2 separate regions of the Homo sapiens genome follow, and region 1 is linked to region 2. The links are chromatin loops, found by intact Hi-C in ENCODE. Cell type or tissue: Caco-2. All regions are shown on one strand. Links, peaks and the distances in the headings refer to the core of each region. The heading gives the core; the rest is flanking DNA. Region 1 has its middle 130 kb from the start of LINC01696. Region 2 overlaps LOC107985255 (a long non-coding RNA gene).

Region 1 (5,385 bases), core at 215-5,214, 94 kb after region 2:
GAGGGAGGAGGTATGACAAGGCATGTCAGATCCCCCATCTTGTCATGGCCAGGAACTCAGCTTCCAAGGTTTCTCCAAGGTCCCCTTGGCCAAGTGGGGGGTCCATTCAGTTGGCTTGGAGGCTTAAAATTTTATTTTTAGTTCTCATAATTGAGTCATTTGTTGGAGGAAGAGCAAGTACTACAGGTTTCTCTAATATTGACCTCTAAAGCAGAGGATCTGAAGGACAATTAGACTATGTTAAACAGTGTTAAAGAGACTGGTTTTGCTACATGAACAGTAAAGCCAACATGGTTTTAATAGAGTAGCCATATCTCTCTTCTTGCCTCCCTTCATCTTGTCATCCTACAGAAGCAAGCAGAGCCAACGCTCAACTGACCATGCCAAGGAAAATGTGCCATACACATTCCTGAGACTCCAAGGCCTTCTCTGTAGGGCTTGGTGTTTTGCCCAGTTAATCTCTTCTTCCTAACTGTTGAATTCAGTTAGTAACATCTCTTTTCATATTGAGGGTCTCTTGTACTTGCTTCCTTATTCTTGGCTACGTTTCATTGAGTTTGGCTTATTGTTGCTTTGGTCCTGTTAAAGGCTCTTACCTAAACATTAAGGGAAGAATTATGGGCAGAGATTTTCCTTTAACCAAATAAGCCATTTCACAGGAGGCTTACATAGATTCACTAGACATCAGTAAAACAAGAGTAAGCCTCCATGCCACCCCTAATCTGCCAGCACCCAAAGGGAGGAAAGGGCAGCATCCCTGGTCCAGAGTGATAGCTCTCACAGTGCCAAACAGTGTGAGGACCATGCAAGAATACAGATGAACAGACATTGTCCTAGCAGCATGTGTTTTATGAAAAAGTACCGAGTCCCATTTTGGTCAGAAAGGTCATCAATCCTGTTGCTGGTTTTAGCATGGACAAGTGTGCTAGGATCCCCCAGAGAGAAGCGGCCACTTGGAAGTAAGCATGGCCCTTAGGAGGTGTGGCTAGATATTCAAGTGCTGGACCTCATGCCAAGAATGCACTGCTTCTTTCAAATTACATCCCTAAAACCAGTCACATCTTTCCAAATCTAATATAACATTTGCACCTAAATTCAAATACAACTCTTTCTTACAGTTGAATGAATCACTTTGTGCCTTGGTTTTTTCACTTAAAAATACTGAAAAGAGGCCAGGTGTGGCAGCTCATGCCTGTAATCCCAGCACTTTGGGAAGCTGAGATGGGCGGCTCACTTGAGGTCAGGAGTTTGAGACCAGCCTAGCCAACATGGTGAAACCCATCTCTACTTAAAAAAATTAGCCAGGCATGGTGGCAGCTGCCTGTAATCCCTGCTACTTGGAAGGCTGAGGCATGAGAATCACTTGAACCTGGGAGGTGGAGGTTGCAGTGAGTCAAGATCGCGCCACTGCATTCCAGCCTGGATGGCAGAGCAAGACTCTGTCTCAAAAATATAGATAGATAGATAGATGATAGATGATAGATAGATAGATAGATAGATAGATAGATAGATAATAGCATCTGCTTCTTAATGTTACTATGATGATTAAATGAGATTAGAATAGTGCTTGGCATACAGTAAAAACTCATTAAATGCTGTCTAGTGTTATTGTCGTTGCTGTTGTTATAAGTTAAAATCCACAAGCTTTAACTTAGAGTAGAATTTGGAAATTGGAAAAAGTAATTTCAAGGCCCAAGTTTCACCAGAAAGGAACTTCCCTGAGAAACCCTTATCAATACACATCCAAGTAAGTGAAGGAATGCAGTATTATATCTTATTTGGCAGAACGTTTTCCTTCTGGGTCTATTTCACTCATTTATAGCCCCAATGAGAGAATGCTGATTGGGTTGCAGGGAAAGTTGGGTAAAGTTTTCATAGCCTAGAATATTCTTGATAATAACTAGAATTTATCCAAGAAATTAAAATATAAGATCATCCACAGGTTATATATCAGTAATCAAAAGTGAGTATATTATTCTCACTCGGTTTGCTAATGGTTGAAATTGCTCAGCGGGGTAGTGGAATAGTAGAGACCAGATGCTAAGATTCTCTGGTCCTGGGGAAGCAGGTTTTCCATAGGGTCTCCATAGCACAGGTCACGGTGACATTTACCATAACTGGCAACTGGTGCACAGCTCCATAGTAAACATGGAAATGACTTCACTGTAACTAACTTGCTAGCTCCATGTTTTAAGAATTGTGCAAGAATCACTCATCTGCATAGAGAGTACTGATGGTTACACAGCATGTATTTAATGCCAGTGAACTGTACACTTACAAGTGGTTACAATGACAGATATGTCTATCTTGCCACAATAAAAAAATAAAGTTGCAAATAAAAAATAAACAAAAATAAGCACCACCCCGTCTTTAGCCCAGAAGATAGGACATCGTAATACATCTACCCACCAAATGGTAGGACAAAATAGGTAGTAAGTCCACGGGTGAGAAAGTTGACTTGAGGAGAGGAAAACTAGCCTATGAATCACATCTAATTAATTTCAGAGAGTATCAGCTGGTATTCAAATATGTACAGCCTCTTATGTATGCTGGGATGGAAAACTAACAAACAGGAAAGAATGTGTCTCCATAGTTTAGCAAGGTAGCCAAGAAGCCGAAATAGATTCTGCCCGTAAAATGCTATTAGAAATCTACTCAATTAAGGCAACCCCTTACTGTGAGGCCCAATTTCTTTGGCCACATTTTTCACTCTATATGGGTGAGGTTGAGTAAGGACGCCAGCCCAAGTTTATGGGTCTTCAAGTCTTCTTTTAAGAAGGCTTTTAATCCCTCTTTTCAGGGAGGCTGGTCTCGCCAGGAATGGCAAGCTTGCCAGGAACCTACGGTCTTTGGCGCCACTCACAACACTGCTAACTGCTGCTGTCACCACTCTTGTAGGGGGTGGTCTCCTGCACGGCGCCTGCTGCGCCCTCTAGTGTCATCAACGGTCTTGTGCAGTTCTTTGTGGGAAAGGGAACAAGGCTTAGAGTTATTCAAAGCCTAACCTCCAGCGATTTTCCTTTCTGGACTCCTTGGTTCATAGAGAGCGCCCTCAGGGGTCATGGCAGAGGGGAGCCCTGGGTATCCTGTGTATCCGTGTGTATACCCAGGAATTCGGGTCACTTAAAATTCTTGCATTCCTCTTCATTCATTTTCCAGTGAAGTTCAACAGCACACATACAATAGCAATTCTAGAAACTATTCTGGACAGATAGGTCTCCAGGGTGCAGAGGCTAAACAGACACTAACAACAACTATGGCAGAGCCATGTTGAGGCTCACAGCCCTGTTTTTTCCCCCTAAGCCTATGTCTAGACTGTACATCCCAGCCAGCCTTGCAGTTAGCTATGACCAGTAATTGAATTCTAATCCATGTGTAAAAAGCCATATATAAAGAAACAATGAATTTGTTTAGGCTCTTAAAAACTCCCACACTTCATCCTCCTTTTTTTTTTCCTCATATGCTAGCTGAATGAAAAAGATTTCAAGTTCCTGGAGGACAGTGGGCTATAATATGGGACACCATCCAGGGAAAAACATGGACTTTGGTCTGTGACATGAGCGAGAAATAAACTTTTATGGTATTAAGCCACTAAGATTTTGAGTCTGTTCATTATATCAGAAAGCATTACTTGGCCTAACTAGTACATTGACCCTGTGATTCTACTTTCAAAACAGCATGCTAATAAAAAAGCAGTGATGCATATAATAATTTTTAAAAAGAAGATAATAAGGAGGAAAAGTTGTATATTTTTCATTAAAAAACTATCCCTTGCTCAATGATATAAAAAGCTTCCAGTAAACTGACCATACAAGAAATGATTGTTAAGTGAATCTATTTCAGTAATGAAAACCATTATAAAACCAGTTATATTTTTTCTGAAGAAAAAACAGCCTTTTATGTGGTAAAATTACATGTTTAAAGATATAATAAATATTTTATAAATCAAAATTATAAAAGGAGAGCAGAATAATTTATCACAATTATGTACTATTATATACCATATAGAAATTATCAATATTATATATCACTCTAGACTTCAAAGGAAGTATCTGCATTATGTCAAACGGTGAGCATTACTCAGCTGCCAGAATTTCATTGTCAGAACCTCATCGAGGTAGGCTCTGTTCTTTTGTCCAATGATGGCAAGGAAGAAAAGTACCCTGACCATCTGGCAGGGATGCTCTGGTGGGCATGCCTGCCTTGGGCAGGTATGGGATGGAAGTCTGAGACCTCTTTTAACCCTGAGTGTTTATGCCTTAGCAAAGGAGCCAAATAATCTCCAAATTCCATAAGTTTTATGAGGCTTAATGTGAGGCCATATTTGGAATTCTTGTAGCAATTTTTTACTTATTTTGTAAAAAACTCCCAATTCTAAATTCTAATTAAGAAAAGCACAAATGCATATGATGAGGTCTTCCTAGCAATTTCCTTGATGTTCTTTTGGAATACAAAATTATACTGATTTTACATTACCTGAGTTTTCACTAACTCAAGTATAAAGGGAGGGGGGGAAGAATGTGAATTCTTTCATCCTAAAGAGCTATCAGCATTTCAAAAGCAAGAAAGTCATTCTGCAACTTCCCTGTCTATCTGGGAGGGGAAAAATGAATTTAAAATAAAGCAAATGGTTAAGAACTAGTGTTAATTGAAGATCAATCAGGAGTTAACCTACATTACGTCTGAAATTATAGTGCTAATTGATGGAATGCTAGGATTCAATTTAAAAGCAGATGGTTCACATACAGATTTTCACAACTCGAGTAATATAAAAGATTAGATATCCTGCCATATTTGTTTACCCTTTCAATAGGCAGGAAGGAGCTCCTTCAAAGATGCACATGTAAAAGAAGAAAACTTCCTCTCTAGTTTCATTGGTTTAATTTCATTGGGGGCCTAGGCTTGGGATGAAGGTAGGTAGGGGCAGGGTCTGAGCGGTGAGTAGATACATATTACCAAACATAAATTGCCAGTACGCTTTCTGTTTAACTGCTGTGCACATGAAATCTCTGTTCCCAGCAAGGAGAAATTTGCAGGCTGGTTGCATTCATCACCAGAAAAAGCCCTGGATTTTCTGCTGCTGTTGTGTTTGGTGGCTTGTTTTAATTAGGGACCAGGAAATTGATCAGTTTTAGCCCACCAAGCACGAATTCCAGCTTAGACTCTTATTCTTTTCGCCACCATCTTCAGAATTAATTTCTACAGTTCTTCAGCTGCATCAGCATTTTGACCCTGTGTTCAGGTGAATCCAAAACAGTTGCTTGAGTTGGTCAATACAAACATGAAAAATCATGAAATACAGTCGAGAAAATCATCGTTTCAGTCAAAAAGTTGATATAAATGCAGTAAGAAAAGCCTAAAGTTCACCTTTTTGATGAGAAACAA
Region 2 (5,385 bases), core at 268-5,267:
TTTCCTTTCAGTCAAAAACTGAAAACAATCCAAATGTTCATCAACTGGTGAATGTATAAACAAATTGTGATGTAGGTGGGAACTTTTGGGTATGTGAAAATGGTCTATGTCATGATTGTGTTGGTAGTTTTGATTACAAACATTTCTCAAACCTCATCAACTTGTATTCTTGAAGTTGGTGAGTTTTATTGTATGTAAATTTTATCTCTATAATCCTGATTTAAAACATATATATTTGCCCTCCTTTTAGGGTAAAAAATGGTTCAGTTCTTAGAAACATTCTAACCTATCTCTTGCTTCTAAAGGTGAGTAAAAACATGTCAATTCCTTCTAATTAGTTAACCTGCCCCAAGAGTAGAGAGAAGTTTTCTAATACAGAGGGGGACAAAGTTGGTTTCTTAGTGGATCCCCCCAGTCGTCAAGGGACACTTTACTACTTTTCTTTCCCCAGAATTGATCCTGTCAGTGGCCCCAGTATTCCAATTTTCATGGCCACAGCTCTGAGTATCCCAGATATGAATATCCTGGCTCTGATGAAATAAAGGTCAGCAAACAAAACACTGGGAAATTATCTCCCTTCTCTTGACTTCAGTTCTTACCCTAAACAAAGGGAGATGGGTGGATAACAAGGATTTTTCATGGTACTTCCAGCTCTAAAAGTGTACTATACAATGCTGCCTTAGATATTCAGTGTATATTGGTGTGTGCATGCATAAATATGTTGTTAATAATGTGGGTTGAACAAGAGAGAGGTGGACGCTACAGAGTTGACAGATTATTTCATCTAGTTAAAACAGCAGAAGTCTGAATGATTTATGGGAATTCTTCAGAGTGTATAATGCTTATTAATTTAATAAAAATGGTTATTGCTTATAATAATGGAAACTACTTAATAAAAATAAGATGGAAATATCCTTAAAGTAATAATTTGATTTCAGCTCTGATTCTTCTCATGTTAACTTCTCTGGCCAAAACTCAGTTTCTAACACTAGTGCTACCATTTGACTCCACCAGAGGGGTCTACTCTGAGCCCCACAGTTTAGCAGGCTCCTCTCTGTCCTACTCTTCCAACTGCTCTCCACTCCATGGAATGAAAAGTCCATGGGCAGAAAGGACATGCCTACCCAGTGACTGTGGTTTCCCTCCCACCTCATCCATCTAGACCACACTCAGAGTACCTAGACCCCACAATCCCCTGCCCAATCAGCTTGGAGTTCACTGCCAGCAGCTAGGTAGGTTTTCTCCCAGGTCTTTCTGTTTTCCCATGCCTCAGATTGAGGGGAAGAAAGAGGTTTAGTGATGAAGATTGGACACAGCTTGATTATACAGACTGTGGCCTTCACATGCATGCTCACTGAGGCCCTTGTGATGCAACTCACAGACAGCAGTGGGAAGAAAAAGAAGGGTCATAGGTCAGGGACCAGGTGTCCCCATGTCCCCATGCTACCACGTTCAGCAACAGAATTCTGAGGAGTCTAAGAGTTCTGCATGCACACTGGGGAGTAAGGCTGTTATAAATGTCAATGTAGACATTTAGAACATAACTTATTTAACAGTTAGTTGGTTTGATTTAAAATGTTTAAATAGGTAGACATATGGAATATGAGCCTCCATTTGGTACTTTTGCCTTGGGGTTCTGTAACCATTAGGAGCAGGCCTGTTCAGAACCAGTAGACAGGTTGAGGGTGTTTACTTGCTATAGGCAATGTACCTCAGCCTGGGCTTACATAGAAATGTCTGAAGTGCACCATCTCTGTGCCATTGACTCCCTTCCTGTTATTGAATGCAAGAATTTAGACCATGATTTTCAATGCTCTGAGTCCCTTCTATTTATCATTCCACTTAATTTAAAACAAAATAAGTGGAAGGATTCTCATTATAAACTCTGATTAGTGGTATATTTAATATATACTGACCTTAATTTTCTACCACAGAGATTAGTTTAGGAGAAAGCCAAGTCTAGCATGAAAAGATTGGGGAAGGGAGGTGTTTTCAAATGAGTTCAAAAAAAAAAAAAAAAAAACCATTAAAAGTAATTTTGAGCTGTACCAGTTAAATTGCTAGCCAGGAAAGGGGGCAAATAAGTCAAACAGAAAACAAGCAGATAATGAAGTACTTGGAGAATTTATAGGATACAACATTTACCAGAAATAGAAAAAATACATAGGTAAAAAAATAAAAGCAAGGCCTATTCAGCTTCGTAAGGCCAGCTTTGATTAGTTCTCAGGCTTTCCACTGGAGAGAGAGAAAGGGGTGTGTGTGTGTGTGTTTGCACGTGTGCACACGCAGGCGTGTGTAAGGATGAAAAGGGCACGGGGGGAAAAGTCCCTGCAAACAGCTCCTTGTTGTTTGCAGAAAGTAACCTGACCCATCAGGTTATCCCCCGTGGTGGTCATATTTTCATCTAGCTCCCTTATTGGGAAACAAAATATATCTCACAAGACATTCTCAGCCTCCCTAGAACTTCTGGTGTCATCAATTTGCCTTCAGAGTCCTGCAGGGTTAAGAAGAAAGTGTGGAAGTCTTGCTACAGCAGAGAGATTTAATGATTAACTGTGGGGTTGACAGGTGTCCAGAACACCCAGTAATCTTGACATTTTGATGTCAAAATAAACTTACTGGAAGCAGGTATGTGGGTTTAAAAGACATGTCCATATGGTGTCTGCTTATTTCACATGAGGAGTCATTTTTATGATCTATAGTGCGTTTCCAAAATACTTAAGCCATGACTCAGAGACCCACTCAGACTGGGCAGACCAGTGCCAGTAGCCCACAGGCTGGGAGCAGGTCCCTGGCTGGGCTAGATCAGGGAGGACAGGCAGAAAGCCTTTAAGTGCTGCAAGATCCTGTGTTCTACCGGCCTCATGGGGCATTTAAAAAACATGACACATCTCATTAAAATCAACTTTAATTTGGTGGATATAAGATTTTGCGAATGCTATTAATCCACTCAACCACTGAGTGTAATACAGTGGGAAAGCACCAGGCAGGGATCAGGAGACTTGGCCCCATCCAGCTGAGTAGGTCACTTGCCTTCCCCACCCCGGCCACCTACCTAGGGCTAACTTTAGATGACACTGAGGCATGCCCCAGGAATTGAAAAATGAGGGAAACAAGAACAGTTGTTGAAAATGATTAATTTCACACAAAGTATATCAGAGTAGAAATCTTTAAAATGGTCTGAAAGGGAGTCTAATTTCCTGGATAGTGTCCATTTAAAAGATGAGCAATGAAAATATAGAACACAGGGAAACAGAGCCGTCCATCTGAGTACTGCTCAGTGGAGAAAGCGCTCTGAAGGGTTAATGGGGGTTTGAGGCACCTGGCAGGTGGACCCCTGTGTAGGGAGGCGCTGGGCAATATTAAACCTGGAAGACCCACAGACACTTCCTCCTGAGGCTAAGCTCCACAAGAACCCTCCTAATTACTAGTTGGCTTCTCATGTAGCTTATCTAGAGGAAGAAATTATGTTGGCCAGAAAATGCAAGTGTAGTGTCACCTTGGAAGTTCTAGCTGAAATTGTGCGCTAGGCTGGGTGTGGTGGCTCACACCTGTAATTCCAGCACTTTGGGAGGTCAAGGCAGGCAGATCACCTAAGGTCAGGAGTTCAAGACCAGCATGGCCAATATGGTGGAACCCCCTCTCTACTAAAAATACAAAAATTAGCCAGGCGTGGTGGCACACGCCCATATTCCCAGCCACTAAGGAGGCTGAGGCAGGAGAATTGTTTAAGCCTGGGCGTTGGAGGTTTCAGTGAGCAGAGATTGCGCCACTGCACTCCAGCCTGGGTGACTGAGTGAGACTCCAACTCACAAAAAAAAAAAAAAAATTAAAAAATTGTGTGCTAATAAAAATGTTAGTCTCTTGTAAATTTTTTCTGACTTTACCATTTACTAGCTGGTGTCCTTGGGCATGTTACTTTCCTCTAAATCTCAGATTCCTCATCTATACAAGGGAAAATACAACCTCACCATTCTCCTGGGTTTGCTGTGAGAGCTTAGTGATTAAAGCATGTATTTAGCACAGTGCTGGGCACATAGTATTGTCCAATAAATGTCAGCTAGTACTGTCACTGTGTTCTTTTCCCTTCCTCTTTTCTCTTCTGCCTGCTTCTTATCTTTCCACCCATGTACGCTCCACCTGTCTACTCACTCATCTACCCAGCCCAGCCAGCCAGCTAACCATTCAAGTAAATTTAGCAGTCATTTACCATCCAGTAAAATGTTTTAGGGACCAGGGAATGGGCTAGACACTGAAGCTTCAAAGATAAATTATACATAGTTCATTTCCCCAAGGGCTCACTCTCTTCCAAACACTGGAGGCTGCCATCCTCTAATATAAAGAACATGTAATAGGTGCAGCTGTATTGAACACTTTGATGTTATTATCGATGGTGAGTATCAGTCTCCCTGGTGAACTCTAGGATACAGATAAAATTGAGTCTCTGAACCTGTAAAGCTGAGGGATGATCTCCAAACCTTAATGAATCAGCAGTCTTATTAAGCCTTTTAGAAGCCAGGCCTCTCGTGGTGACATTCCTCTGTATTTCCTTTTACTATGATTCCTCCGTGACAACTTCTACACTATGCATTATGATTCAAAATGTTTGCACATGACAAAATCTGGCTTTAGTAGAATATTTGATGTTGGTACCATAACCCTTTAGGCCAGACTGTCCAAGTCCTATGGATAACATATTTCCAAATGTCTATTATTCCCCTTATGTAAGTTTTCCCTTAACACTATTTTCATCCCTGCCATCCCTGGCCCCCTGCCCAGGAGATTAGAAACCATAACACAGCATCTATTCACTATAAGGTGCTGTTGGGACTGAGAGCATTTGCCTTCCTGCAACGATATTAACAAACTCAAAAGTCCTTGAAGAAAAATGTTTCAGTGGTCACCACCTTTACTCGTGTTTCCACCTAGACTCTCTGAAAGACAGGGTGGGAAGAGTTTTCCACAACTATAAATGGATTTGAAAACTCAGTGAAGAAAATTATCTGTCTCTATGGAGAGCCAGGGTGACATGACAGATAATTAGCAGGACGACCTGTTTCTCTGAGATGGGAAGCTTAGCCATATCAAGGACTTAAAGCCCCCAGTCCTTCTTATATCCCCTAGTGAATTCATTCTCTGCAAACAACCAGCTCTGCCAACTGATAGTGACTTTCACCTTGAATCCTTCAAAGTCACCTTTCTTTGAAAATCCCTTCACTATGACACAGAATAATAATAGCTTTGCTAACTTGGCTGCAGTTCATAGGATATGTTGGGTTGGAAGTGAGTTGAAACCCAGAAGAACTGACCTGTCCAACAGGATCAAGCCTTGAATATGGATGTGCCTCATATACTGTCTTTCTTCAAGGGCAATTACTCATTTTC

The links. A loop is a pair of places that touch in the nucleus more often than their neighbours do. Peaks named below come from ENCODE experiments on the same cell type or tissue, not always from the same donor. Only the 100,000 strongest peaks of a DNase experiment are listed, where the experiment ranks them.
Region 1: a loop joins it to region 2, with 2.6 times the contacts of the local background. A loop is called at or near these places in 4 of 110 quality-filtered maps.

What each region holds. Positions count from the first base shown.
Region 1 is chr1:209,187,892-209,193,276 of GRCh38, forward strand. No RefSeq gene overlaps it. Among named protein-coding and RNA genes, the nearest start is that of LINC01696, 130 kb to the right of the region's middle. RefSeq lists an enhancer at 2,704-2,813. In Caco-2, for the core only: a CTCF peak has its summit at 2,940 (motif pointing left); a DNase peak (open chromatin) is centred at 2,930.
Region 2 is chr1:209,093,557-209,098,941 of GRCh38, forward strand. All of the region lies in intron 1 of LOC107985255 (a long non-coding RNA gene), which reads right to left. Among named protein-coding and RNA genes, the nearest start is that of LINC01774, 120 kb to the left of the region's middle. In Caco-2, for the core only: no CTCF peak of the experiment used is centred there; a DNase peak (open chromatin) is centred at 2,775.